Regions from separate parts of the Homo sapiens genome. Here regions 2 and 3 are each linked to region 1. Evidence: read pairs that join two places in POLR2A ChIA-PET (ENCODE). Cell type or tissue: MCF 10A. All regions are shown on one strand. Links, peaks and the distances in the headings refer to the core of each region. The heading gives the core; the rest is flanking DNA.

Region 1 (10,294 bases), core at 1,454-9,453:
GACAAATTCTGTGAGGCTCAAAGAGATTCACTAATGTGCCCATTGTCGCCCAGCAACTAGGAGATGAGGCTGATATCAAACACAGGACTTAACCCAAAACCCATGATATCTTTCCATCTCCATACTTGCCTCTCTGAATTTGGAAAGGCAAATATGACAAGAAGCCACAAATATATCTGGGTCACACCCTTGAAAGGTACCCTGAGGCTAGAGGGGTATCAGCAATAAAAGTGCCAGTTCTTGTTTCTCTATTGAATGAAAATTCTCTGATATTCTCAATTGTCCTTAAGATTTTCCAGTTCATGCTGTCAATGCAGAATTGACCCAGAATCTACTTTTTCCATTCCACTCCCCCAGTGGCTTTTGTATTACATGAAATTCGAGTCAAATTATTTGGAGCCTTTGGCAAATGTCAATTTAAGGGGCTTACTTTGGGTATTGAAGGTCAATAACTGTAAATTTACCACCGTGCAAGGCTGTTTGATGTATGTATCATGCCTGAGTCCATCAGAGGGCATTTCCATGCATGTTCGGTCATAGGTAAAGCCTGCAGTTCCCATCACTGACACTGCTATCAATGAGAGGTTTTATGTAAGCTAATTCAGGGGGGAAATATACAATTTCATGCAAGCACACAACCACCTTTGTTTATTAATGGTTTACTCCCCCAAAGACTGTCCTTTTTTCTCTTCACCAAGAAGAAATAGCTCTCTACTGAGTATTTTTGATAGCAATCCAGCAGAAACAAATGATGGGGTTCATCATCAAAGAAGTTTTGAACAAAAGCCACATGCCCTTATTGAGATAAATTGAATGCCCAGAACAGTGATTTTTTTCCTTCATGGTCCCTGTAATTTTAAGGCAGCTCATGCATCTGCCACTTATTCAAGATTGAATCAAGGTGAGCTTATTGGTTTTCCTGTGACCGCAAGGATGACCTTCTCACTCCGTGCATGACTGACTTCTAATCTACGGCAGACATTCAATGGCTCTGTAGCAGAAATGGTTCAGTCCCAAGTCAGGCTCTTCCTGGAAATGTCTCTCTGGACCCTTTCTGGGAATGCCATTGAGCAACCTAGATTTTCCTTGTAGCTTGACTCCCCACCCCTGAAATTATACGCCATTAAGCTCAATGAGCCCAGTTAAATACATGTGGGTGGAAATCCCTATCACATACATTGTCTCCCAGCCAATATGGCTGATGGCCCATCTGCGGCATTTCACCACGGGGATACAGCACTTTAAAGTGAAGCAGTCTCCGACTCCTTGGTAACAAGGGTGGAAATATTTAAGGAGGAAGATTTCAGCTTGAAAGGTGTGTGGCTCGTGGCTGTGAGGAGCTGCGTGTGCCTACAGTTAGAGAGTAAATGCCAGGAATCTAAATGGGTTTGTCCCTGACTCGCTATGGGAGTTTAGCCGAGTCACTCTTTCTCATCTGGGTCTCAGATTTCCTGTCTATAAAGTATGAGGGTTGGGCTTAACCAGGGGTGGAGAAATCAAGTGGCTTCAGAGGCAAAGCAGGTAAAGAAGTGATTTCAGAAGGCTGGATTAAGAATTTAGGGAAACCAGAAAGTGCATGCCCCACGTAAGAGAAAACTGTTAACAATATCGACAAGGATAATACAAATAAAAGTAATAACAGGGAACACAGTTGAGCGCTTATTATTCCAGGCACGATCCTAAACCCTCTCCATGTATAACTCGTGTTTCTCATAACACCCTCTGTGGTAGGCCCTATTCCCATTTTACGAATGAGGAAACGGAGGCACAGAGATGTTCAGAAACTGGCCCCAGAGTCACACAGCTGATAAATGAGAAAGAGCTTCTCTCTGAGTAAGATTAGGAATGGGCCGGGTGCAGTGGCTCACGCCTGTAATCCCAGCACTTTGGGAGGCCAAGGCAGGCCGATCATGAGGTCAGGAGATCGAGACTATCCCGGCTAACATGGTGAAACCCCGTCTCTAAATGCAAAAAATTAGCCGGGCGTGGTGGTGGGCGCCTGTAGTCCCAGCTACTCAGGAGGCTGAGGCAGGAGAATGGCGTGAACCCGGGAGGCAGAGCTTGCAGTGAGCCGAGATCACGCCACTACACTCCAGCCTGGGTGACAGAGCAAGACTCTGTCTCAAAAAAAAAAAAAAAAAAGATTAGGAATACATTCCCAGTTTTCAATCCTTAGACTAGGAGGTCTCCAAAATCCTTCCAGCTCTAACAGTCTGAATCTCTATGGAATGCAGTCTGCACACAGTAGGTGTTCTGTAAAGATTAGTCAGATAAATAAGAGCCAAATTTTTGGTACTAAGCAGCAGTTACTGAGCAGTTATATGCCAAACTCCATGGTAAAGATCTGTAGACATTCATCCATTGATCGGCCCAAACCCATTTGCAGGTGATGAATCTGAGGTTCTATACAAGATGCACTGGGTCAAGGTCACATAGCTAGGAGTGATGAACCTGGGGTTTAGCTTCAAGTCTAAACCATGCTATCGACTAGAGCAGAGATTGGTGATCTATGGCCTGAGGGCCAAATTGGGCTCACCTGTTTCTGTAAAAATAAAGTTCTATTGGAACACAGCCACACTCACTCATTCATTTATGTGTTTATTGTGTATGGCTGCTTTCATGCAGCCAGAATTGAGTAGTTAAACAATAGAGACAGAGTGGCCCACAAAGCTTCAACTATTATCTCTCTGGCCCTTTACAGAAACTTTGCTGACACCTGGACTAGAAATGTAAAGAAACCAGCCATCAAAAGCAATGGAGACAGTAAAGAGGTAAGGAATGCATAGGCTTTGGCAGGGCCCAGGGAGGTCAGCAATGGCATCTTTAAGAGGTAGGTAGATGAAAGGAAAAGGAATTCAAAATCTGGACAAAGACTTGGCTCAGGAAAGAAAATTTCAGATGTGGAAGAAAAGCAATCTGCAGGGCAGTTATTCTGGGCAGTAAATGACACATTTTCTTTTCTTTTCTTTCTTTTTTTTTTGAGACGGAGTCTTGTTCTGTCACCAGGCTGGAGTACAGTGGTGCAATCTCTGCTCACTGCAACCTCCACCTCCCGGGTTCAAGCGATTCTCCTGCCTTAGCCTCCCCAGTAGCTGGGACTACAGGGGCACGCCACCACGCCCAGCTAATTTTTGTGTGTTTTTAGTAGAAACAGGGTTTCACCATGTTGGCCAGGATGGTCTCGATCTCCTGACCTCGTGATTCGCCCACCTCGGCCTCCCAAAGTGCTGGGATTACAGGCGTGAGCCACCGTGCCTGGCCAGTAAATGGTACTTCTAAAAGGCAAGAGATTGGATCAGATCCTGGGCTGATTTTGAAGGGGATGTTGTTGCTGTTCACTCAGCTAATCAATACTGCATTCACCAGGAGAAAGAGTCCAGCAGTGAGACATGCTGGAGTGCAAGGAAAGGAAACTGGATTTCAGATGCAGGAAGCTTTTTCTTTCATTCACTCCTTCCTTCATGGATACATTTCTCAAACATCCACTAGGTACCAGGCATCACACATTCCACTGAATGAGGAAGGGGGTGGGGCAGAGAGTATAAAGAGAGCAGGGCATACAGAAAAACAAGAAAGATATAGAGAAGGGAGAAAAGGAAATGAGAAAGAGAGAGAGAGAAAAACGAGTAGAGGGAAAGGGAAAAAAAGCAGCAAGGGAAACACACAGAAATATAGAAATAGAGAAGGAAGAGGATAAGAGAGTCAGGAAATGAAAAGGATACAAGGAAACACTAAAGCGTGAGCTGTGAGCTTCAGGGTGCATACTTACCTTTCATTGCTTCCTTATGCAATGATGATGGGCCATGGTTTACTGCTCTTAAACCACTCTGAATCCTTAAGCCTTCAGAAACTGCGGTCTACCTGGTTCTGAAGGGGGGAAATACATCTCTGACTTGCCACGCAGCATCCAGAACATCATGGCCCAGTGAGGTGGGTGAAATTAAACTTGGACATTGGACCTCGCCATAAGCAGAACATTCCCCACCATGGGGATTCAAGAAAAGAATTCTAGCAGTCTGAGGAAATCAGATTTATGGTCAAAGAACAATGTGAGGTGGTGTGGAATCATAGACTACTGGAGCTAGAAGAAACAAAACAACGGTGCTAATAGTGATGATGTCATATGAAGACAACGGCAATGGTAATGATGACAATAGGAGATGAGGATGATGCTATTGCATGATGCTGAGGTAGCAGCTTCAGGCAGATGACCCTTTATTGGTTTCATGTGTCCCAAGCACTATTGCTGTTTGCTTTACCAGCACCATTTCTGAATCCTCTCTACAACCCTGTGATGGTTAATATTGAGTGTCAAAATTTGATTGGATTGAAGGATGCAAAGTATTCTTCCTGGGTGTGTCTTTATGTCCCTCTGGAGAACCCTGACTAATACAAATCCTAAAAGAGGTATTACTGTTAACTCACTTTTTTATTTTTACTTTATTTATTTATTTATTTTTTTGAGACAGAGTTTCGCTCTTGTTGCCCAGGCTGGAGTGCAATGGCGTGATCTCAGCTCACCGCAACCTCCGCCTCCCAGGTTGAAGTGATTCTCCTGCCTCAGCCTCCCTAGTAGCTGGGACTACAGGCATGCATCACCATGCCCGGCTAATTTTGTATTTTTAGTAGAGACAGGGTTTCTCCATGTTGGTCAGGCTGGTCTCAAACTCACAACCTCAGATGATCCGCCCACCTCAGCCTCCCAAAGTGCTGGGATTACAGGCATGAGCCACAGCGCCCGGCCAACTCAGTTTTTTAGAGGAGAAAACTGAGGCTCTGAAAAGCAAAGCTACTTACCAAGGTCAAAGCTAGGGTGGAGCTGGGATTTGAACTTGCATCTCTGAGCCCTCAGCACATGCTCAGAACCATTAAACCAGTGATTCTCAAAGTGTGGACCCTGGACCATCAGTATCAGAATAACCCCAGGGAGTGGCTGTTTAAAGTGCAGATTCCTGGGCCCCACCCAAATCCACTGACTCAGATATTCTGCAGGAGAATAGTCTCAGGTCTGCATTTTGAACCAGATTCCCCAGATGATATCTATGTTTGCTGAGGTTTGAGAATCACCATACGAGACTCAGGCTGCAAAGATTCCTTGACCTACCGATAATAAATTGGAGTATTGTTCAACACATGTTCACTCACTTTTTCCTTCCTTTTCGGGCAGTATATTCTTTTCTGCCCCACTGACCTTGACTGACTTTGGCCAGTTGAATGTGAGCAGATGTTGTATGATAGAATCTTGAGCCATGTTTGCATAGTGTGACTTGTCTCTCAAACTTCTGCCATCATCACAAAAAGAACATGCCTTATACAGCAGCTGCCTCTTCAGCATGGGATCCAGAATCAGACATGTGGAACAGAGTTGAACTGTCCCAAAGCCTAGAGCCAGGCATGGCCAGTTCACAATCTGGAACAGAAACACCTGAAAAATTTATACATGCATGAGCAAGAAAAATAAATGCTTGTTGTTGTCACCCATTGAGTTCAGGGATGATTTGTTATGTGGCATAATCACAGCAATAGCTGATTGATATACATAAAATTATATACTGTATATTGTGGATCCATTTTTATATTGTATGTCCACTTTTCTGGAGAGGGTGTACATATACCATCTAGCAAATTCTCAAGAGACTAGGAACCCCAAAAAGTGTTTACAGCCACAGAACTACTTTAAAATCCTCTCCACTCTCAGTGGAAACTCACGTTCCAGGACTTGAGCTGAATGAGTTTTCACCGTCCCTCCCTGCCTCATAGAATGTAACTGTTTATTTAAGTCTTAAACTTTAAGGGGTCCAGACTGAATATACTACAGGAGTTCTGAAAAGGGGGCCTGGGTGATGGTCTTAGGACCCAATCTCAAACACTTGGACTCTTAAAATTATCACCAGATACAAAAAGAAAGGAAATGAAAGCAGAGATTATTCAAGTACAGAGAGTATTTTATAAGATTGTCCTCCTCTTGTCCCTTATAACTTACCATTTATCTCTCCAGTGAAAAGAAATTTCTAACTCTGTGAAATAAATAAAAGCAACTCAGTCACTGTTTTGCCAGAAACATGAAAAATTAAAAATATTATGCCCCAGTCTGGGTTGGTTTCTGTATAAATAAATATATACAGAATTTATATTCAACACCTCAATCATGAAAATTATGCTAACATGTCACAGGACATTAATTTTTTCAAGACCATTGGGCAATATTTTAGGAATTTGCGAATACACAGTTTACAGGTTTTGGCCTGCAGGTTATGAAGTAACAGCTCCAAGGCCCCATGGTAGAAGCAGCGAGGCCCCCAAGAAGGACGTGAAGTAACCCAGCCAAGGCTCCATTTGTTTTACGTCACTGCCCATATATTATCCTGAGCTGGAGGCAGAGAAAACCAATCTGTGAGCAATCCATTTTCCTGTGTTGGCTTCATCCCCTTGGCTGTTAACAGCCAAGTATTTCAACACGGATGGGTTCTACCTGGTCAGGGAGATGCAATTGAACTTGAACTGTGTCCAGCTGGCAGGATTTTTGATTGCCAAGATGACCAGCTGCTTTCAAGGAGAGCAGAATTCAAACGGTGATTAATGAAGTGATAGGGAGGAGACTGAGAAAGAGTACATGAAATTGTACTCTGTAACCCAGGGCTATGCTGAGACTAGAGGGAGGATTTCTTGGGTAGTGTGGGAGGAATGAGGAAAGCTTAAGTTCTCACTTACCCCCAGTAATGGCCATAATACCTCGCTCGCCCTTTTGGGTTTTGATGCATCTTTTGTTTGTCAATACAGTCAGATAGCTTGGGTTCGGATCCCAGCTCCACCACTTAGTTTCTGTGCAGCACTGGGCAAGTTACTTAACCTCTCTGTGCTTCTGTAACATCTGGAAAAATAGGGACAATACACATTGAAAACTAAATGAAGTGGCTGGTCCTGGTGGCTTACACCTGTAATCCAGCACTTTGGGAGGCTGAAGCAAGAGGATCACTTGAGACCAAGAGTTTAAGACTAACCTGGGCAACACAGCCAGATCCCATCTCTACAAAAAGAATTACAAAAATTAGCTGGGTGTGGGGGTGCATGCTTGTGGTCACAGCTACTCAGGAGGCTGAGGCAGGAGAATCACTTAAGCCCAGGATTTGGAGGCTGCAATGAGCTATGATGGCACCACCATACTCCAGCCTGGGTGAGAGAGCAAGAACCTGTCTCTTTAAAAAAAAAAAAAAAAAAGGTTGGCCGGGTGCAGTGGCTCATGCTTGTAATCCCAGCACTTTGGGAGGCCAGACGGATCACCTGAGGTCAGGATTTGAGGCCACCAAAATGGCGAAACCCCGTCTCTACTAAAAATACAAAAAAATTAACCTGGCATGGTGGTGTGTGCCTGTAATCCCAACTATTCGGGATGCTGAGGCAAGAGAATTACTTGAACCTGGGAGGCGGAAGTTGCAGTGAGCCCAGGTCACGCCACTGCACTCCAGCATGGGCGACAGAGTGAGACTCTGTCTCAAAAAAAAAAAAAAAATTAAATTAACTGGTGAGATGGGTAGCACATCGCAGTGGTTAAGAACATGGGCTCTTTAAATGTCTTTAGTAGTTGGCTAAGAAAAAAAAAAAAGAAGATGGGCTCTGGAGGCTCTCGCTGTGTTTGAATCCCAGCTCTACCACTCACTTCCTGTGTAGCCTAGTGTAAATTCCTTAGCCTCTCTGCTTCAGTTTTCTCTTACACAGAATGAACATAACAATAGTTTTTACCCTGGAGGCTTGTCTTGAGTTGATACAGTCAGCGCCTCTGGGCCTAACCTGGGGACTTTAAAGGTTTAATCAACTTTAAAGGTTTAGGGTGATTCTGCAGGAGGTAAGGGAGTAGGGTATCTCTGAGAAAATTTGCTGTGCCTCCTTGGGTAATTGACTACTCTCCTCTGAATCTTAGTTTCCACATCTATAAAATGGAAGGTTGGATCGAATGATCTCTGAGCTGTTCCTTTAAAACTCTGGTTCTGGGCACATGCACCAACCCAGAAGACAGTGCTTCATGCTTACGTGCCTTCACACATGCAGTTCCTTTGGCCTAGAGTGACTGCCCCCATCCTGTCTGTTTAGGGAGTGTCAACTGGCCCTACCTGCCCCATCCCTCATGTCGTTCCCCTCTGTAAACACTCCTCTGACTCCTTCAAGTAAAGATTATGGAGCCCGAATCTGGACCCTCTTCTCTTCCTGCAGCATTTGGCTCTTGTTACACTCACCTCCCTGTGCTACACTTATGGGATGCGCATGGACTACATCTGTTCATCCTCCTCCTGGCTCACCTTCAGCGAGCCAGTGAGACTATGTTCGGGTGGGTTTAGCTCAACAGCCTCAGGTCAGACCTTTCTAGGGGGTGGGGCCAGGAGATAAGCAGAGGGGGTAGGTAGGATGACCCAGGTACTGAGTGAAGTGAACAGAGGTATGGAGACATGGACAGTGAGGAGACCATCTCGTCCAGCTTGGAGGAGAGCATTGCAAGATTCTGTTTTTATTCTGGCTTAGGATTTAGCACATTGTTGAGTGTTCAACAAATATCTGTGGAATGAAGGAAAGGATGGGTGAGTGGATGGGTAGATTGATAGATGAATGAATTAATGGAAGGAGGGATGGATGGATGAATGGACGGGATGGATGGATGGATGGATGGATGGATAAATGATGAGATGGTGTATGTATGTATCCATGTAAATATATATGTATATGGATGGGTGAAGGGATGGAGGATAGATAGATTGGCAGATGAGAGGATGTATGTATGTATATATATGTATATGGATGGGTGGATGGATGGATGGATGATAGATTGGTAGATGAGAGGATGTATGCATGTATATATACATATATGGAGGGGTGGATGGATGGATGAATGGATGAATAAAAGGATGGAGGATGGATGGATGGATGGATGGAGGATAGATTGGTAGATGAGAGGATGTATGTATGTGTAGATTATATATATGTATATGGATGGGTGGAAGGATGGATGGATGGATGAATAAAAGGATGGGGGATGGATGGATGGATGGAGGATAGATTGGTAGATGAGAGGATGTATGTATGTGTGTGTGTGTATATATGTATATATGTATATTGATTGGTGGATGGATGGATGGATGGATGGATGGATGGATGGATGGATAATATCAGGGAGTCAGAATGAAGAGCCGGATGTAGGGATACATCAGGGCTTGGGGACGGTGGCCAGAAATACAGGAAACCAAGACAGAAAAAAAATAAAGAATATTTTGCAATATCTACAGACAGCAATTCAGAGACTCCAATGAGCTGAGCTCATCCCAGCACCATAGGTGAGGATTTAGCATATAACCTTGATGATAGGTGATGAGTATGTGATCTAAAGTTTGCATATATGGGCTATGAAATGAAATCAGGATGTGTTAGGCAGATCATTTGGTTGCCAGTTTCCAGCAGTGAGATGATGGCAGGAGGGGACAGAGCCACAGAAAAATCTGGCTTTCTCTTCCCAGATGCCTCACCCCACCCCTTGGCCTTCACTTTTTGAGCCCAGTTCAGAGTCTCTTTCTTAGAGAAGTCTTCCCTGATCACCACCTCTCCTACCCAAGCCAGCCCCTGTTCTCTTATCCTCTTTCACACCTTTGTCACTGCCTTCATCTCAAGAGTAAACAATGCATTTTGACATCAACTGCTTTCCATATTACCCCTTGCCACAAAGCCAGATCCATGAGCTCAGGGGTCCTGACTGCCGGCCCTCCTGCTGCATCCCTGGTGCTTAGAACAGTGTCTGTAATCCAACACACATTCAGTATACACAGTTGCAAATACCTGAATAAATATTCAGACAAATCAATGTGGTTTAGAATGGGGAGAAGATAATTGGGAGTCTACATGAGTTTTGATGTTTTTTTTTCCATATGACTTTTCCAAAAAATGCCCGTCCTGTCCCACAAAGCTAAGACACTCTATGAGCATCCCAGCTACCCACTTGTTTGCAGGCAGTGGTTCTTTGATTTTACTGTACATATGAAACTCCCAAAGAGCCTGACCACACTGGTACCCGGCCCCAACCAGAGCATCTGACCTCATGAGCTGGGTGCAGAGCTGGCATTGGGATTGTTCAGAGCTCCCCAGGTGATCCTAATGTGTAGCCAGGGCTGAGATCCCTGTGTTTGAAACACAATCTCTACTCCTCCTCTAGTTGCTCAATTCCCATTTTAGAGAAGCCGGGGGGATGGGTGTCTAATGTGACTTATTCATGTCTTTGGGTACTAAAATCATGGAATGAAGGTTGCAAAATGGGCAG
Region 2 (10,294 bases), core at 1,422-9,421, 160 kb before region 1:
AACTTCCCCGAATCCTCCTCGTCCAATAATCCTATGCACACTGAACTCATTCATGGTCAACTGGGAAATCCAAACACAAAATGAAAACATAAGATTACACAAAGCTATGGTGTTTTAAAGATTTTTTCATGCAAAACATAGACAGTAATTAAAATAGCAATCTGACTTAGGGATCTACCCTTTTCATGACTGAGTCTTTAAGCTGAAGGATGAGATGCCCCAGGGGTGGCAAGACTTTTGACAGCCTCCCTCAGCTCCACCTCCAGGATAAACGAGGCACCAAATGGAGGCACAAGGGAAGATGATGGAGTGGAACCAAGCCGAACTGTTTCTCCACTCTCACAAATCCCAGATTACAATATGTATACCTTGAGGACAAGTGAATGTGAAATGTCTAATCAAAATGAAAAGCAGCCTTAGCTACTCCGAAGCCTAATGTTTGGGAACAATCCAATGCTTCCGAGAACTGTCAGAGTTGAAAAATGAGAGTCCATGTCAGGGGCATCTATGTGTTCATGATACAAGGCCATATGATCAGGAAACCCAACAGATGCAGGCCATGTGAATTTGTTATTGGTAACATCAGTGAATAGAGAGGACTCATGCTGGCCATGTGAGCGTGAAACAAGGCTAAATGTGAGTGAAGTATATACAGAGGCTGTATTCATAAGCACTTTCCTTCAGTCAATAATATCTCAGTAATGCCCCACTTCATCATTAGATTTAATAATGTTAAGTGGCACAAAGACAGATAGTGAATCTGACATTTCACGTAAGAGGCCGTAAGACAATAGCAAGTACCTACTACTTTACATATCCTGGCAAATTAAGGGTGGGATTCTTTAAGGGCTCCCCCAAACAACCTTAAAACATCCTATAGAAACCTGCGTTTGGGCCACAGACTTCACGTTTGATTCTCAGAGTCCACAAGGACACAGGGTCTCCCGAGGCAGAAGCGTATGAAAGACCCAGAGCAGATATAAGGGGTTTTTAGAGTATCTGGTATTGCCTCTTGCTTCTAAATCCTTCCAGGAAATATGATGGGAAAAGGAGGTTAGAAATTGAAAAAAAAAAAAATAGATCATTTCTTGGCCTTTTAGTGAAGATCAAGTATTTTTAAAAAAAACAAAACTCCTGCTGGGCGCGGTGGCTCACGCCTGTAATCCCAGCACTTCGGGAGGCCGAGGCGGGCTGATCATGAGGTCAGGAGATAGAGACCACCCTGGCAAACACGGTGAAACCCCATCTCTACTAAAAAATACAAAAAATTAGCCGGGCATGGTGGCGGGTGCCTGTAGTCCCAACTACTTAAGAGGCTGAGGCAGGAGAATGGTGTGAACCCGGGAGGCGGAGGTTGCAGTGAGCAGAGATCGCGCCACTACATTCCAGCCTGGGCGACAGAGCGAGACTCGTCTCAAAAAAAAAAAAAGCCCCTCTTCCAACAATACCATTCAAGTAAAAAATCTCAAAAAAAAAAAAAAAAAAAAATTCCGGTTGATTGTTTTGCCCAATTGCAAGCCTATGAGAAGGGAGATTATAAAACAGAATGTAAGAAAGACTGTGCAAAGAAATGTGTGCATTTTCAAACTGCAATAAGGATGATGCAATAAGAATGACTGAAATTGAAAACTTAAAGTAGATGAAACACTAAGGAGATGACGTGTTAGAACGTGGCCTGTATTGGAAGATTGCTTTTATCACTCTCAAAATGATAAAAAAGAAGATGAAGCCTTGGTCTGATAAAAGATGTCATCATTTTCATTATGATACTCAATTTGTATTATTATATCTAATAATAAGAAAAAGAAAAGGAACTCTACCAGAATGGCAGAAGGCAAGGACATGAAGGAGTTATATTAAGTAAAAGATTTGTATTTTTACTACTATTTTTGTTAAAGAGTCAATTACCTCTTAAAATATCTTACATAAACAAGCACATTCTCATATGAATATGAAAAAGGATTAAAGCTTCTATTGTTTATAAGGAAGCATGGGAGGGTGAATGCTTAGTACTTAAAGCTGTAAGACAGACATCTGTTTGGGCAGTGGACCCTCTGGGAGTACGTTCCAGAATCAAGTATTTTCTCATGAGGTTAAGCCAGAGGAAGTTTTTATTTAAAAAATGAAAAAAGAAAAAGATGATACTCACATGGATATTTAATTCAACGTTTTTCCACTGACAAAATCTAGTGAACTTGTCACTAAAAGAGAATAAAATAATTACTAAAAAGTTAAATATCAAATTAACTGGATTTACAAAACAACACCGTAAGACAGACTAGAACGGCATTACTTGGGTTGCTTGTCAAATAAAGTTAAGTTTTCTGAAACCCTTTTTCACAGAGCATTCACCCGTATTCATGGCTTTATTTCATGATTCAAATGAAAGATTTCATGTTTCTTCTTTAATTGTCATAAGCTATGGTACCACTTTTATCTGAATCAGCAGAGTCCAATACGGAGATGATATGAACCACATATATAATGTAATTTTAATAATATACTTTATGTAACCCAATATATTAAAAATTCAACATGAAATCAATATGAATTAATGAGATATTCTACATTCTTGTTACTATATTAAGTCTTTGAAATCTGAAGTGCATTCTGCACTTAAAAGCACATTTTAATTTAGACTCATCACATTTGAAGTGTTCAATAGCTGTATCTGGCTACTGGCTACCATATTGGACAGCCATGGCTTTTAAAGCACAGCTCTAAGACAAAAAATTAATGTTTACAAATAATTCTAAGAGTAGCCATGTGCCAGGCCTGCTCATGTATTCCTCCTACAGACTCTACAGCCAGGTACTATTATGATCCCCATTTTATAGCTGAGGAGACCAAGGCATCAAAATGTTCAGAGGCTTGGCCAAGGTCACACAGTGACAGAGTGGGAGAGTGGAATTTGAACCCAGACCAATAGACACAGGTGGTATAGAAGAGAAACCCTCAGACTAGAATCCTAAGAGGCAATAGGTTCACCACACTGACATGCTCCCACAATTCACTCAACTGCTTGATGAGTGTTTTCTTTATCCATGAGGAAAAAGATATATCCTGTATCTATTTAACAAAGACATTTTGATTACGTTTTTTATTAATGAGCAATATATCTGTAAGGTGGGTCTTTTGTTTTTGTTTTTGTTGCTTTGAGACGGAGTCTCACTCTGTCGCCCAGGCTGAAGTGCAGTGGCGCCATCTCGGCTTACTGCAAGCTCCGCCTCCCGGGTTCACGCCATTCTTCTGCCTCAGCCTCCGGAGTAGCTGGGACTACAGGCGCCCGCCACCACGTGGACTAATTTTTTGTATTTTTAGTAGAGAGGGGGTTTCACCGTGGTCTCAATCTCCTGACCTTGTGATCCGCCCGCCTCAGCCTCCCAAAGTGCTGGGATTACAAGCCTGAGCCACCACGCCTGGCCTGTTTTTTGTTTTTGTTTTGAGATGGAGTCTTGCTATGTCCCCAGACTGTAGTGCAGCGGCGCGATCTCAGCTCACTGCAAACTCCGCCTCCCGGGTTCATGCCATTCTCCTGCCTCGGCCTCCCGAGTAGCTGGGACTACAGGGGCCCGCCACCACGCCAGGCTAATTTTTTTTTTTTTTTTTTTTTTTGTATTTTTAGTAGAGATGGGGTTTCACCATGTTAGCCAGGATGGTCTCGATCCGCCCGCCTCGGCCTCCCATAGTGCTGGGATTACAGGCGTGAGCCACCCTCCCGGCCAGGTGTTTGTTTTTTAAACTATTTTCAAAAGAAATGCATTCTAGATTGAATACTTCGTAGAGAACATTCTGGTGATGGTTCGATCTCATTTTGCCCCTGGCATGATTCCTTACACAGACACAGGATTCAGGGAGAGAGGGAGGAAGGGAGGAAGGGAGGAAGGGAGTTATAGGTAATATTAGCATCATACTGGAATGCCTTAAAGACATCCAAATATCACAGTTCCCTAGGGGCTTCATTTAATGAGCTTTACAATTTTTTTTTTTCTTTTGGAGACAGGGTCTCACTCTGTGTCCCAGGCCGGAGTGCAGTGGTGCAATCCTAGGTCGATACAACCCTCAATTCCTAGGCTCAAGTGATCCTCCCACCTCAGCCCCCCAAGTGGCTAGGACTACAGGCACACACCACCGCACTAAGCTATTAGTTTTTAATTTTTATTTTTGAAGATAGTGGGTGTTGCTATGTTGTACAGGCTGGTGTCGAAGCCCTAGCCTGAAGCGATCCTGCTGACTCAGCCTCCCAAAGTGCTGGGATTACAGGGGCGAGCCACCACACCCGACCAATAGACCTTTTAAAAAATAAGGATCTTTAACATATTTCTGAGGCTAACAATCAAATTAAAAATCAAAAGCAGAGGAATAGTTGCAATTACAATAGCATCTTTTTTTCAATGAATCTAAAATGACTCACAAAGAGTGTTTCACTGATCCTCCTAACATGTCTAATGAAGTTGGTCAATTAAAATTATGTTTTGAGACTTTCTAAGAGTTATTTCAACCTATTTTTTAAAAGTATGGTGCATGCAAAAGGCAAAACCACATTTGGGTGCACTCCCATTTATAAATCTATGACTGGTCTTTGAAATGCACTTGGTTTGTGAGGCTAGCTCTTACTGTCTTTTCTCACAGATTCTGGAGTCCAGAGCTGGTGACAGGGGATGGAAATCTGACACATTTTACAACTAGCTGAGGAGGGTTAACAAACAAGGAAGAGAGAAGTGCCTACATATTTTGCCCACTAAGAATGGATTTGCTGTAACAAGTTCCTCTTTAGGAAGTACAGATGGCCCTGAGTATCTAGGCTCAGTCCTGTCTCCACGGGGGTTATTTGAGTGCTATTCCCAATCAATGCCTGGTTACTGAGTGGGACACTTTTGACAGGAGGGGAACTGTGACAAAGGAAAGAGCCCAGACAATGATAGGGCTTCAGGTAGCTAGAGCCCTTGCAAATGACTTCAAAGGATCTTGGAGAGAAGATCAGAGGTTAAAGACATGGAAACGCCTGGGATGCAGTAAGGGTGGAGTAGGAGAAGTGTTTTTAACTCTGATTCCTGACTCAGTCGTTGTCCTGCTGAGCAACTGAAGTTCACTGCCTGAATGAGGCGCATAGCTCTCAACTAGAAGAGGGAAAGCCTCCACTGCCCTCTCCAATTCTGCCTCACCTGGAACTCAGCCCCACAGCCCTGCTTGGACCTCAGGGAAGGTGGGAAGACATCGCACATGTCCCTGCATTGCTGATGGCTCCCTCTTTACCATCAGACTCAGGGTGGTCATGGAAAAATCACCTTTTCCATGGGGCCCTTCGTGTGCCCAGTCCCTATGAGGTCAAAGGCTACATGACCATATTGATGGAGTCCCTGTGCTTTTCAAAATCAAAGCTCCAAACTTATCACCTGACATGAATTCTTTTTTCTAATTTGATGGAAATTAACAAATCAACTTTAAAAATAATTTATTTACAGAAAATTGTAATGGCTGCAGAAAATCCCATGTGCCTGCTTGCCTAAAATGCAAACGGCATCGTTTGCATTTACTGTGAGGCTATGAAATGACTGTCTCAATGAGCGAAAATCACTATATCTGTGAGCCTGGTTTCAAGTGAAAGGATGCATGGCAAAGTTATAAAATATCCATGGGAGAACCTCTTCCCCACTTTCAATTACCTTCCCCTCTCTCCCTTCTCCCTTAAGGATCACACAAAAGTTAGGTTTACCCAAGAGTTGGGAAAGGTCAGATTTTAGGACCAACAGCCATGGAGATGGCCCAGGACTTGGCTGCAACTCAGCCCTGAGCCAGCAGCCCACCCTCTCCCTTTGATGCTGGCGCTTTTTGGCAAAGTTCCTGCTATTACTCAGAAAAGTACAATCGTCTGTAAGAATATTAGTTTCCCAACATATTGACTCTGCTCCAGGATAAAATTACCTCTTGAACTCCAATAGAATTGCAACACAACTTTCTTTTTAATTGCTTTAGTTCTGTGAATATGTGGTGAAGAAAACTACAGTAAAGTAGCATTTGTTCTTAAAGTGCAATTACTGAGCAGCTGCAGAAAGCTCTAGCATGAGATATTATCATCACGTATATTGTCTAGAAATTAGCCAAGCTGATAAAGTCAGTGTCAATGCAGATTCTGTTTTAGAGGGTCCAATTTCAGTGGTGCATTGTCACAGAGACATACTCAAAAAACTGAAGAATTGACCAGTAGATCTATAGTTTGAGTAACCAAGGGACATATTTATTAGGTATTTAATGATGTACACGATCATAAACAGACATTGACCTATGTCCTTAAATTCTACTCCTACATGAAGAATCAAGTACAGGCTTGTCCTGCTTTGGGAGACATGTTTCCAAAATCCAAGCAAATGAATCAGATAAATTATAGTCAAGTTTGCATTATTAGCAAAGGTCTCTCAATAAGATACTTTTTAAAATTGAGGTTCCTCAGTGTATATTTTAGACTCTATTGAAGCTGAGAAATTGAAGGTCAAAGAGATGTTAAGATAGACAAACCCTAAAATTATAATGTAAAGTACTGAGGAAACAGTTTAACACAAAGCCTGGCACATCGTACATGGTCAGTGAATACTTGCTAAATGATTAACACACATTTTAAGGTCAGCATTTACGGCATAAGATGAGGTACACGTACATGATAAAAAATTGTGTATATATATGCATAAAGTTTCATACCTTTCCATAAATTTTTGAAAAATGTCACCTCGAAGGCTTTCACAAATTTCTTCTATGTATGGCTGGAAGAGATGGAAAAGAAATTCCACGGTGAATGAATCGGAATGTATCAAAAAAACACAAACCAATGAGACTCAGGTTAAGCGAAGTTCCCAATTATGCACTCCCCATAGCATTGTGTCTGGTACCTGCCCTTCTCCGTGCTTGTCTAATATTCACTAATGCATTCATCAATATTTATCTACACCACTTGATTCTATGAAGACACAGACAAGTCTGCCCTGTTTGCCACTATATTCCTACTACCTAATATGACTCCTGGCAAGTCACAGACACTTCTTACAGGAGCAGGGCTCGCTTCATGGAAGTGTGACTCAGAAAAGCCTGGTGCTGGGTTTAAAGCTCTGTTGTTGCCATTTTGAAATTCTTAATCATTTTTGTATGAGGAGCCCTGCGTTTTCACGTTGCACTGGGCCCCACAAGTTATGTGGCACAACTTGTAAGCTAATAAAAGCATCTGTAATCTGCACTGAGTTTTAAAAACTCAAAGCTAATAGGTCCATGAAGTGAAATTTTTTTTAATTAGCTATTTTATTTATTGATTTTCTATCTCTTAGAGTCATAGAGAAAACCACAGGGGAGAGTTGATCCAATCCCACTCCTCATCTTACAGGTAAGGCTACCAAACTGCAGGCAGGTGCACTCCCAAGGTCTCTGAGAAGGTCCATGGCTAAACTGGGGTTAAGGCGAGGGCTCCTGGTTCACATGCACAGTGCTCTTCCCCTCATGGAGAACAACTACCATCTACTTCAACTTCATGCCACTTTACCCATTACTGAATAAACAGCATCAGCTTTCCTTTTCCATGTTATGAACTTTTAAAATCAAGAACTATAAAAATATAAAGAGACAATATTTCACAGTTCAGCCCAGAGTCAATTAGATAGTTTTGGGAAACATTTTGGCACCCTCAGCTCATTGAATGATCCAAATTTAACCTTTTTTTTATGTCTTCATAGATCATCCTGAAAGTTTACAAAACAAAATAAAAGAAAAACTACATCATGGAACAGTACAAACCAAGTGATGAGAATAGGAAGTCTGCAGAAGCCACAGGAACCAAACATGGGCTGGGAGGCAGCTGCAGTCCTTCTGGGAGCCTTGCTTCCTGCAAGCAGAAAGGACGCTAGCCTGGCGGGCAACGCGGGATAGGGGGCGGTGGTGGGGGGTGAGCCAGTCTACCCCAACTTGCAGAACTATCCCTGTCCTGGGGAAGGCACTGGAGCTAGTTGCGAAAACCATATGGACTTTGTCCCCTTTGTGGTGAAAGAGGAAGCTAAATTATCTCTCTCTGAAGTTCCTTCCAGCTCTGAAATCCTGATTCCAGGAAACACACAACATCTATCTTAGCCAAGTCCTCGACAAGTCTCAAGAGGTTCAAAAGAGTCAAGAGACGAAATAGATTCAAATGTCCAAAGATCTAAGAAAAGGCTACATTTATAGATCACAGATTTTTCTATTTATAAAAGCTATTATGTCAATTAATATTTTTCTTTCATATTTTATCAAACATCCCTACTTTCTGCTAATAAAGTAAAAGATGAGTGTCACTGGGAATTCCTAAGACTACGTAGAATCTACCATGCTGCCACTTTTCAACAGAAAGAACCGCAACAGGCTTGCTAAGGAGTATGAAAGCCAGAGTTCAACAGTGAGATGAGGAGCAGACTACTTTCCCTCTCTGATCCTCAGTTCCCTTAATCTGTAAAAGAGAACAGTCGTATCTAAATTGTAAGGCTGTCGTGAGAATTCGGTAAGATTCAGAATACTGAGAGCCGAGCTCAGGGCACAGTGCATTTTAGAAGCACTCAAGCACAAGCTAGGGCCCCTCCCAAGCCCGCCACCAATGGACCTATGCACTTACTTACCTCTAAAGGCAATCTTACAACAAAAAGAATTTAATAAAAAGCATTCGTATTTACTTTAAAAACAGTTTTGTTTTACTATGAACTTCAACTGACTTTACTGGTTAATGTACCTCTGTAAACAGGACATTCAGACATATACCTTTTACTTATACTTTAGTCATTATGCTCTGATGGTACATAATACATAGAATTGCATTAATATACTCCTTATTTTAATAAACTTTATAAGATTTTCTTCACCTCTGAAATAAGAATAATACCCATTCTATATCTGTTTAGCCAGAAAATTTTGACTATTTTTTTAATGAACAAAACAAATCAATAAAGTGTTTTTTAAAAGATATATGAAAGAAATTGCTTCTAAATGAATGTTTTTTGAAGGTATGAAAGAATCCTAGTGGTCTTTGTATCTCAACTGGAACAATTTTTTTTCAATGTTATTTATGTTATAGTGGAAGCTAAAATCAGATTTGTAAAACCCATGTATTATGAGGTATGGTTTAGCAATGTTAAATGTAATTGACCATAAGGCTGTCTACGTACCATGGCAAAGTCAGATGAAAACTGAAATTCTGACACTCAAATATCATGGAGACAACAAAAAGCAGATATTGACACTGTACTTTCTGACTGTAAGATGTGTGATAATAGCTAACATTTGTGGAGCACAGTGATAGGCGGGCCTCGTACAAAGCAACCCGTGTGCACCCTTCTCACTGAATCAAGACCTCCCTTTCAGGGAGAGCGCAGTGTCATTTCCACTTTACAGATGAGAAAACTGAAGTTAGGAAGGTGGAGGAGCTTACCCAAGGTCCTCCAGCTACGGCCCTGGGACTCAAAGCCAGGTCAGGTCAATGAATTTCATAACCCAAGCTTATAACCCACTACTATCCAGACAGGTATTACATTTTATGAAAGTCCATCTAATTATTGTCACAGAAAGGTAACACCCAATTTGTTACTATCTAAATATGCTCTAAGAGCCAAATCGGTATTTGCTCTGCTGAATAATCAAATTCATTTTGCATAAACACCATCATAAGATGCCAAAGTTGGCCGGGCATGGTGGCTCATGCCTGTAATCCCAGCACTTTGGGAGGCCGAGGCGGGCGGATCACAAGATCAGGAGATCAAGACCATCCTGGCTAACACAATGAAACCCCGTCTCTACTAAAAATACAAAAATTAGCTGGGCATGCTGGCGGGCACCTGTGGTCCCAGCTACTTGGGAGGCTGAGGCAGGAGAATGGCGTGAACCTGGGAGGCGGAGGTTGCAATGAGCAGAGATAGCACCACTGCACTCCAGCCTGGGCGACAGAGCGAGACTCTGTCTCAAAAAAAAAAAAAAAAAAAAAATGCCAAAGTCAACTTACCTCCCTTTAAATGCCCAACTTATCCAGGAAAAAGATGAGTTGATTATTTTCACTTATTAAAACCATTATATTACTCAATGACATTCTTTCCTATTTCTTGTAATTTATAGAAACATGAAAAGCACTTTGTTCATTGGAGAATCTGACTGTCCTTGTAAACCACTGCCACCTCTATAAAAAACACAGGATGGAAAAGGCTTTTGGGAGGAAGTGAAACCACCTCATCTAAGGAATGCCAAATACATAGGCCTATTAGTTGGGAATCTGATTTTCCAAGTCTTGTCATTTAAACCTGTA
Region 3 (10,294 bases), core at 1,140-9,139, 240 kb before region 1:
TCCCTCCCTCCACACCTCCCGGCAAGCAGAGGGAGCCGGCTCCGGCCTCGGCCAGCCTAGAGAGGGGCTCCTCAAGCATGGCCAGAGTGGACGCCGAGGCGGAGGAGGCACCGAGAGCGAGCAAGGGCTGCTAGCATGTTGTCACCTCTCAACCCCATGTCTAAAAAAATTTTTTTTTAATTAGCCAGGTGTAGTGGCAGCTGCATAGCTGTGGCTTGCAGCTATGCAGGAGGCTGAGGCAGAAGGATCACTTGAGCCCAGGAGTTCAAGGCTACAGTGAGCTGTGATCACGCCACTGCTCTCCAGTCCAAGTGGCAGTAATAGACTCTGTCTCTTAAAAAATTAATTAAAGGCCGGGCGCGGTGGCTCACGCCTGTAATCCCAGCACTTTGTGAGGCCGAGGCGGGCGGATCACGAGGTCAGGAGATCGAGACCATCCCGGCTAAAACGGTGAAACCCCGTCTCTACTAAAAATACAAAAAATTAGCCGGGCGTAGTGGCGGGCGCCTGTAGTCCCAGCTACTTGGGAGGCTGAGGCAGGAGAATGGCGTGAACCCGGGAGGCGGAGCTTGCAGTGAGCCGAGATCCCGCCACTGCACTCCAGCCTGGGCGACAGAGCGAGACTCCGTCTCAAAAAAAAAAAAAAAAATTAATTAAAATAAAAGTTAAATATTTGTCAAATGAATAAGTAGGTGAATGAATGAACAGTTAGAAATGAGCCTGAGAAGGGACAGAGCAGCAAGTCTGTGGGCAGAGATTTCTGATGTCCCCCTGTGCTGTCTGCATCCACACATAATGGGAAAGCATGTTTATCATGGCCTGAGTTCACATCCTTTGACACCCCAGGGAGCTCTCTGAGCCTCAGTTTTCCTAGCCGTGCAGTGAGAGGACACCCACATAACAAGCATGTGCTGGATCCCTGGTAACCTCTCTCAATCAGATTTTCACTTTCCCTTTACTCCACGGTTAAAACCGGACTGAAGACCCCAGCCCAGCACCCAGCACAAGACAATTCACAGAACATTTAGGGAGAACCAACCGTGTGCCAAGCACCGATATAGATCCTTACTCCTAAACTCCCCCATGACCCTTATATTCCTACTGGACCTGGAATTTCATTATATTAAAATCCATGATCACATTTCATTCCCACAATAGGACCACATGGTTGGCATCACTCCCACAGAACAGACAGACTCAGAGAGGTCGAGACACTTGTCTGAGGTCCCCCAGCAAGAAAGCCAAGGTGAGACTTACCCCAAGGTGTGCCTGACTCCTCCCACACATGCTCAGCTTCCCATCAAAGCTCCACATCAGTGATGATAAGAGAGGACCAATCTGTGGGTGCCAGGCCAAGCCTCAGACGTGCCCTATGTCGTGGTGGCAAGCTGTGGAAGCCTAGGAAGCTGGCTCAAGTAGGTACATTCAGGGGTAGGGCAGAGTGTGCAGGGGGCACTGGTATTTACTTAGCATCTGTTTGGTGTTAGTCACAGCACAGGGCGTGTGGTAGTTGGGATCAGAAAGGTTAACAAATTGGATCAAGGTCACACAGGAGGAGGTAAAGATAACCTAAGTGCCTAAATCCCTGTATTTTTTCTGTTCCACTCTGAGATTTCTGTCCTTCCTCCCTAGCAGGAGGGGACACGACAAAATCAGGGCTATGGATAATGGTACCACTAGGATTTCTGCATTACTCAATACTGAGGACTTAAGTAGATCACATCATTTACTCTTTCCATCCGAAGAGGTGGATTCTCTGAGTAACTCTTATCTCAGGACACTCAGGCAGAGGGAGGGGATGTGTCTTGCACCCAGCCAGGAGGTGGTGGGGCTGATTCGTGGACCAGATGGTCTGACTTTAGAGGCTGAGCTCACAGCCACTTTAGCACACTGGCCTCCCAGCATGGACTGCCACGTGTGCCTGGCACACAGCAGCTTCTCAATAAAAGCTGTTTCCTTCCCCTTCCTGGCTCTGACTCCGCCATCCTTCACGTGCCTGTGGGGACACCTTCCTCCATGACACCATGCCTGAGGGTGCCAGCCAATGTCACCCTGCAGGATTCTATGACAGCCTCCTGCAGCCTCCACCCAAACACCCGCTGTCACCTGCCCTCCCCTCCACTGGCCACAAGGCTTAGGTCACTATTTGGTTCTTTATTAATTGGATCTTCATTTAGAATTCTGTCTTGCCCATAGTCTGGTTGGTGAGTGTAAGCATGTAATTCCTCAGCTGTTCCACAAGGTTCCTGGAGGCAGGCAGAGGGGTTGGCCAGTGAGAACACCAGCATGGAGCTTAGATGCTCAGCAGGAATGATCTGACTGCCTGACACCTGGTTTCTGTGATGGTCATATCGGAGGCCAGACAGCGAGGGAAAAAAAGGATGCTGGAGAACTGAAGACACCATCTTCAGATTCCCCCTCCATCTCTTCTACTTTGCTCTATGTCTGGCTGCTGACCCTGTGGACTCTTCCAATGGACTCCCTCACTTTCCATCTTCCAGGTGGGTTAAGCTAATGGGAATCATCCACTAGTAGGAGATCAGAGGGCATCTGTGTCTTCACTCACTCTCCCTCCTGGATGACCATGGTTGCCTTCCTCCCTCTCCCAAAGGCGCCTTCAGGCTGTTCTCTCCACTCTCTCCCCTCTCCTGTTGCGGCAGCAGCTCCCTCCTCTGACAGTTCAGGCCCAGAAAAGTAACAGCTTCACTGTTGCTATCCTCAAAGTGCTGCAGCATCCCTTAAAGGAGGCGGCAGCAAATATTTTCTGTAAAGCGCCAGATAGGAAATCTTCTGAGCTTTGAGGCCTGTAGGTTCTCTGTTACAATGACTCAGCTCCACCCTTGCGGCTCACAAGCAGCCATACTTAGTACGTAAATGAATGGGCATGGCTGTTTCAATTTGACTTTATTTTTAAAACCAGGCAGAGAGTTGGATCTGGCCGTGGGCTGTCATTTGCTGACTGTTAACCTTAATGCTACCATTGCATCCTGCCCCTACTTTGGTAAACAGTTTTTTTCCTAAACTCCTCAAATGGCCCCACTGGAGTGAGCCCTCTGCACCCTACTATAGCCCTGACTTTACAGCTGCCTCACCCCAAGAAGGAAAAGAACGTCCCAGGAGAGGATTGAGTAATGGGGAACAAGACGACCGCCCTGACATCCACGTGGCATGCCCTCTCCAAGGGCCACCTTCAGGCCACACTGCTGTGTGCCCCAGGAGCTGACCACTAGGCATTGTGCTCCCTACCCCCAGGCTCTCTTGCTCTCTGGCTTCCCCTCGTTTGGCCAATGGAAGGCTCTGGGAGGACCTGCATATGAGAGGAACTAGTGGTCAAGGTATTTAGTTCCCACTCTACCCACCTCTCTCTGTATCAGGCCCTAATTTTAGAAATGCTGTGTTTCTCCATCTACAACCACAACACCCTTCAAGTGGTCCCTGTCCACCAACTCCAGCTATCTCTGTGTTCCTAAATCACCCCTCCTCTCCCTTGTCCCATACAGCCCCAAGGCTAGTAAGGTATTCCCACCACTGCTTATCTCTGAGGGCTTCAACATGCTTTGTTGGTTCCCCTAACCCTGCACACATTTCTTGGGAGAGTTCTTTCATTAAAAAGGCTCTCCAGGATACCAGTTGAGGGTGCTGTTTTCTAGTGGGCCCTTGACTGATACAGTCAGTAGGGAAGTAGGTTTTAATTCACATATCAATCCTGATAGACGGATAGTGGCTGCCTCGTGGGTTACATGGGAAGGACTGTGAGCTTTTATCTGGGCTGAGTGGAAGAAGGGTGCTCTGATTGTTTATTAATGTCTGCCCTGGGCGTGGAAAGAGGGAATGGGGCATAAGTGCTATCTATTGCCATCCACAGGCTAAATGGACAAAAGAGACTCATGATTCCATACAAAGTCCAGCCTACTTCACCCAAGCCTGGAGTTTGATGGCCAAAGAGCCAGGCAATAATGAAAAGGGACTTTGCCCAGCACACAGATCCTCTCCCTAATCAGGGCAAGGGTGGCTCACAGCCAGCTATAGCCAGGGATTCAGACCGTGCTCACAACAATACACATGAAGGTGAGAAAGGGAGAGGGATGAGTGAGAAGCAAGGGCAGGAAGGTTGATGGAGGGAAAATGAAATGTTGAAGAGGGAGGGAGGAAGGAAGAGAAAAGCAGATGGGGTGGTGAGATGAAGAAGAATGGCGGGCAGGGAGCAGCAGGTGTGAAGGCTGCCAGAAATGCCCCTCAGCATCAGAACCTGGGGCCTTTACACATGGAGAAACCCCAGAGACCCAGCTCACTTCACAAGGAATTTCCAGGATAGACAGTCAATGAGTTCCCTCTTGGTCATGTCCATTGACAGGGAGGTCACTAATACATAGGACATTTGGAGTCTGCTCTAATTGTGTTTCTTCCTTGGAACCAGAGCTCCGAAAGGCCCTCAGAAGCCACAAAACCTACTTCTCCTATATCCTGGCATCCATAGACCAGGGAAGGGAAGTGACTTTCTCGAGGTCCTACAGCGACAATAGCAGAACTAAGGTCCTCATGTCCCAATGAGTAAAGTCTGATGCTTTTTCTTCCTTCTCAGAGAGCTACCTCCCCAGGACAGTCACACAGTGGCCTCAGTTCCACTCTCTGGAACAACAGACAACGAGGTTAACCCCTTTTCCAACTGAAATGATGGAATCCGCCCCCAGTTTTCTCATCTGTCACCTTCAGCCTTTTCTCAGGGGACATGGCTCCTAGTTTCTTCAGAACAATGCTCAGTCTCCTGGGACTTCTCTAACCTGCCTTCTGCCGCAGAAGTGGACATTTCACTCTGCAAAGGGTTGATGAGGGTACACACAGCAGGCTTCCTGCATTTCCATGGGTCCACAGCAGCCCTGGAAGTCTTAGATCTAAGAGTGGGCCTCACTATGCCTGTTGTCAAACCTCTCAGGTCACCAACTCCTCTGTCTGTCAAATGGGGATGCAGTTTTTCTCACCCACTTCACGGAGCGGTTTGAGTACTAGATGCTCCGTAGGCCTGTGAGCCATTTCTGACGTTATTACCATGTCCTTGGCAGCAGCTATGTCCCCGGTTGACTCAGATTCAGTCCCAGGCAGATTAAAATCTTCAAATGCTTTGCATATCAGTGGCTGACCAGCCAGTAGCCTCACCCCACCCTGCCAGCCTCCATTGCTAAATCATGCAGTGGGTGTTTCTATGAGAAATTAGAAAAAAAAAATCTCAGCTCCTCCAGCCCATTGGCTCTCCCCTCTCTGTATCATGGTTGCTCCACTGACCTAGGCTGGCCACACACTCCTGGCCACCCGGTGAGTCATCAGGCCACTCCTACAGGCTGATGAGATGCTGGACCTCACAGATGGGCCTCGTGGCTGAGTGCCAGGATGGCCAATAATGTTTCTTTCACCTGCCAGCACCAACTGATCTGTAGTTGGGGGCTGCCCAGAGTGTTGTATTGAGAAACATTCTGAGCTGTGCCTGGGCTGAACAAGACAGCATGCTGTGATTGACTAGCAATGTCTGGCACGGGTATAGGAATGGCTAGGGATGGAACCTGTGCCAAGTATTTGCCATTTCCAACCTAGTGTTTCCCGGCCACCATGAAGCAAGAAGCTGGTTAGACTTTTGGTAACAGGTTCCCCTGACTGATTTTAGGGATTGAGTGCTCCATCAAAGGGCTAATTTTCTTTTTTTATTTTCTTTCTTTCTTTTTTTGAAGCGGAGTCTCACTCTGTTGCCCAGGCTGGAGTACAGTGGTGCCATCTCGGCTCACTGCAAGGTCCACCTCCTGGGTTCACGCCATTCTCCTGCCTCAGCCTCCCGAGTAGCTGGGACTACAGGTGTCCATCACCACGCCTGGCTAATTTTTTTGCATTTTTAGTAGAGACGGGGTTTCACCGTGTTAGCCAGGATGGTCTCGATCTCCTGACCTCGTGATCCGCCTGCCTTGGCCTCCCAAAGTGCTGGGATTACAGGCATGAGCCACTGCGCCCAGCCTCAAAGGGCTAATTTTCTATCCACTACTGTGTTGCTACCTAGAGCTGTACTAATACAGTAGCCACTAGCCACAGGTGGCTTGTTAAATTTAGATGAATTCTAACTAAATTAAATCAAAAATTTAGCGTCTCAGTTGTATGAGCCACGTGGTTCATGGCTACCATGTTGGACAGCACAGATACAGAGGATTCCTATCATCGCAGAAAGTTGTGTGGGACAGAACTCACCAAGTGGTGATTGTGCCTGCCAATGGACATTTTTGGAAACATCCTAGAGACATTTTGGGTTGTCACAACTGGAGAGGAGGTGCTACCTGCATCTACTGGGTCAAGGACAGGGATGCTGCTACACATTTTTCCAAGCACATGACAGGTCCACAACAAAGAGATATGCAACCCAAATGTCAATAGTGTCTACGCTGACACTGGTCTAGAACCCTGGTCTGGAAGAATCATGACAAATGGGAAGGAGCATCAAGAGAAGAAGAGGGCAATATCATCTTTGCTTTGAATAATAACTAGGTGTAACAGGGAAAGAACTGAAAAAATGAGTCATCCACTGTTGGCAGAAAAACAAGCAGAAAAGCAAGTCACTAAACCTCTCTGATGCTGAGTTTCCTCTTCTATAAAACTGGGACTATATCACTACCTGCCTTGATCATCAGTGGATTAAATGAGGTAATGAATGTGAAAAAGCTTTCTTATCTGTCTCTGTGAAACAATGCCACACAATTTATTATCTCAACGGATGTTGTTTATTACATTATGCTGAACAGTCCAGTCTCTGGCAGGAAGGTATTCAGTCCTGCTTTTATTTCACCCTGGATAACCTGGGGTCACTCCAGGCTCCAAATCTCACTTCCTGGCCTGTAAAATGGGGCTAATAACTCACGCCCAAGCTCACTGGAATATTAAGCGTGAATGAGACATTTAATCCCATCAAGCAACCATCTCTACCTCAACGCAACAGTTAATCCAGCTGCCCTCCATGAAATTGAAACTCAAACCCCAGCTGGTACCCAAGAAACAGCTGAAAATGCATTCCATCTTTTATGGGCAGAGAAAAATTCACTTGAAACCCTGAACCTTGAAATTCTTGCTACCCTACACATGAGCACTGGCCAAGGGGTAAACTCACTTTGCCGATTCTTGAGGATCTTTCCTCTGTTGCCAGAAACTACAATTCTTAAAAGTAAATCAGCATCAGGGAGAAACACAGTAAAAAAGAAGCAGATAGGGAAAATTATGAAACTGGATGAGTCAGGCTGTGGGAGAGGAGAGATTCATATGAAGCTAATGGTGTCTCTGGATCCTTCAGACTGAATGAGATGTGTGTGCGTGTGTGTGTGTGTGTGTGTGTGTGTGTGTCAGAGAGAGAGAAATCTACCTTGATGTCCAAGGCCCTTGTTTGTGTCATAAAGTTCATTTTCTGCCAGGCGCAGTGGTTCCACGCCTGTAATCCCAACACTTTGGGAGGCTGAGGTGGGTGGATCACTTGAGCTCCCAAGTTTGAGACCAGACTGGGCAACATGGTGAAACCCCATCTCTACAAAAAGTATAAAAATTAGCCGGGCGTGGTGGTGCACTCCTGTAGTCCCAGCTACTCAGGAGGTTGAGATGGGAGGATGGCTTAAACCTCGGAGGCAGAGGTTGCAGTGAGCCGAGATTGGGCCACTGCACACCAGCCTGGGTGATAGAGCCAGCCCTTGTTTCAAAATAAAAATAAAATAAGACGCAATTTATTTTTGCTGCCCCCATTCAAATGAGAGCTGAGGTTTATCCTTTCCTTAAGATCTTGGTGCGGGGGGATAATATATATGGTGGATTTGACTATTATTTCTAACATAAGGGGCTCGTGGTTGCTCCCTGAACACCAGCCGTGACAGCAGGGGCTGATCTTGGCCCAATGCTCTTGCTGCAGGGCTGTGTGTCCTTGAACAAGTGGCTTTCCCTCTCTGTGCCTCAGCTGCACCATCTCTCAACAGGAGGGGTTGGATTTGGCAGCACTCTGGAGGGGAGGGGGATCCTCCCTGGTCTCAAACCCACCTCCTCCATTTTTCAGAAAATTTAATTTCATTTTGTTTATTTTTATTTTTATTTTTATTTTTGAGACGGAGTCTCTCTCTGTCCCCAGGCTGGAGTGCAATGGCGTGATCTCGGCTCACTGCAAGCTCCACCTCCCAGGTTCATGCCATTCTCCTGCCTCAGCCTCCCAAGTAGCTGGGACTACAGGCACCCACCACCACGCCCGGCTAATTTTTTTTTGTGTTTTTAGTAGAGACGGGGTTTCACCGTGTTAGCCAGGATGGTCTCGATCTCCTGACCTCGTGATCTGCCCACCTCGGCCTCCCAAAGTGCTGGGATTAAAGGCGTGAGCCCCCGCGCCCGGCCACTTTGTTTAAATATTAAAGATATGCCACACACCACAGCAGCTGACCATGTGCTTCAAATGGGCCATTCAGACAGTTGTTTGTATCTAGCAGGACCCAGTGAAGGGCCATCTCCCCATAGCCTTGTAGGCTCACAGCCCCAGGTCCCTATCTTTTGGCAGCTGGAAGTGGTTCTGCTCAGTTTGGGGGCCCTCCATTCCCACCTCAAAATGCCATAGAAAGTCTTGATCTTACCCCTGGAGGAACACCTGCCCAATAAAATCTTTGCGATAGTTAGACCCTAATAAAGTGCTGTGCACGTTTTCCATGTTTGTGAAACATGGAAATTCCATGAGTTTTGACAGGGCAGGTGCTGAGCAACAGCCTTCTGTGGTTTTGTTAGCTCAAGTGAAAGGAAAAGCTCTTCTCCAATTTGGGTGGGCACCAGAACCACCTGTGAGGTTTAAAATCTGTGGATTTCTGGGCCCCTTCCCCCAAGACTGTTCAAAAGGTCTAGGATGAACCCAGGAATCTGCATTTTAAAACAGCCCCCCGCCTCCTGCCCCACATGAGTCTGATGGGTAGGTCGTCAACGACCGTCACTTCAAGAAAAACCTTCCTGGATGCTGAATCCTAGGAAAGATCCCAGAGGTGGTCTAGCCCAACCCCCTCAGGTTTTAGAAGGAGAAACTAAGTTCCGACTGGGGAGAGTACTCATCCAAGGTTACAGAGCCCACACCAGGATATTCAAGGTGACCAGGCCTGGAGGCAGGTGACATCAAATATTTGTTGATTGGTAACATGCAGCCCTTCAAAAGCCAGGAGACCAGGAGACTCCCTCTCCTCCTCCTCTTCCTCCTTCTCCTCCCTCCTCCACCCACTTGGCCTTTTCTTTTGGCCTTTTCCTTTGCTATTATTCTTCTCCTCCTTCTTCTCTTTCTCCTCCTGCTTTTTTCCTCCTCCTCCTTCTCTTCTTCTCCTTCTCCTCCTCCTCTTCCTTCTTTTCTCTCTCTCCTCTCCACTATTATTTTCTAGAACTCATCCATAGCCTAAGAGTATATAGACCCCTCTCTTTTCTGCTCCCAAGGTACACACTGGACATGGTACCCAGGCATAGGAGAATACAACTTAGGTCAGCAATGGATACAGCACCCAAGGCCACCATTATCCTTGTTGGAGTCTAGAAGCCCTAGTGGGACACTCAGCCTCCATGAGCTGGTGCACTGAATGAGGCAGCATCTTTTTGGACAGCCACAAAGTGAAAGTAACAGCCTCGTCGTATTCCAGGCCCTACAGGATAGAAGCCCAGATCCCCACACTTGCGGGTTGAGGCCAGACTGGACAGCTTGGAGCCGACTGGGAGCCGACTGGGCTCCCCATTCCGGGCCTCCCCACTCCTGGCCTCCTCCATGGAAAAGCTGCAGGAAGGCAGCAGCCCAGAGGCCTGTAGCTGGTGAGGTCTTCTCCTCTCCTGGGAGAGAGCTCCATGTCAAAGCATAGCCCCCTTCTGCCCCACTATGGGGCCACTGGGACCTGTGAATCTTCTTCATTCAGAGAAATGCCTGCTATCCGGGGTGCCAGATAAGACACCTTCCCTCAGACAGAGCTCAAGGAAGGTGGCATGAAATTGAAACCTTCAGCCATGAACTTCCATTGCCCTTCCCCCAACACTCATACATGCTTAATTTGCAGTTTAAAAAAGAACATTAAAATTAACATTTCGACTCAACAGCGTTGTTAACACGAAAGGGGAAGCCTGGCTCTTCCCCGACCATAACTGAACACCAGTGAAGCAGAAATTACTGGTAGTTGAGGAAAAATATAAACCCTGACGTCTGCGGGCAAAGATTCACAGTGGAGATTAACTCATGATTCTAAACACATTTTTAAAAATTATTAGCGAACAGCTGGGGCCTGAGGAGAGTGAT

What was found. Peaks named below come from ENCODE experiments on the same cell type or tissue, not always from the same donor. Only the 100,000 strongest peaks of a DNase experiment are listed, where the experiment ranks them.
Region 2: POLR2A ChIA-PET joins it to region 1 with 7 read pairs; 2 of 35 experiments call an interaction of 5 or more read pairs at or near these places.
Region 3: POLR2A ChIA-PET joins it to region 1 with 7 read pairs; 2 of 35 experiments call an interaction of 5 or more read pairs at or near these places.

Annotation. Positions count from the first base shown.
Region 1 is chr22:25,505,760-25,516,053 of GRCh38, reverse strand. No RefSeq gene overlaps it. Among named protein-coding and RNA genes, the nearest start is that of GRK3, 54 kb to the left of the region's middle. In MCF 10A, for the core only: no CTCF peak of the experiment used is centred there; a DNase peak (open chromatin) is centred at 6,433.
Region 2 is chr22:25,664,203-25,674,496 of GRCh38, reverse strand. It overlaps GRK3 (G protein-coupled receptor kinase 3), which reads right to left. Exons shown (of 21, transcript NM_005160.4): 6 at 6,697-6,758; 7 at 2,150-2,201; 8 at 1-60. Among named protein-coding and RNA genes, the nearest start is that of MYO18B, 73 kb to the left of the region's middle. In MCF 10A, for the core only: no CTCF peak of the experiment used is centred there; a DNase peak (open chromatin) is centred at 5,836.
Region 3 is chr22:25,742,544-25,752,837 of GRCh38, reverse strand. All of the region lies in intron 1 of MYO18B (myosin XVIIIB), which reads right to left. Among named protein-coding and RNA genes, the nearest start is that of MYO18B, 5.5 kb to the right of the region's middle. RefSeq lists enhancers at 2,679-2,728, 5,082-5,376. In MCF 10A, for the core only: no CTCF peak of the experiment used is centred there; a DNase peak (open chromatin) is centred at 5,327.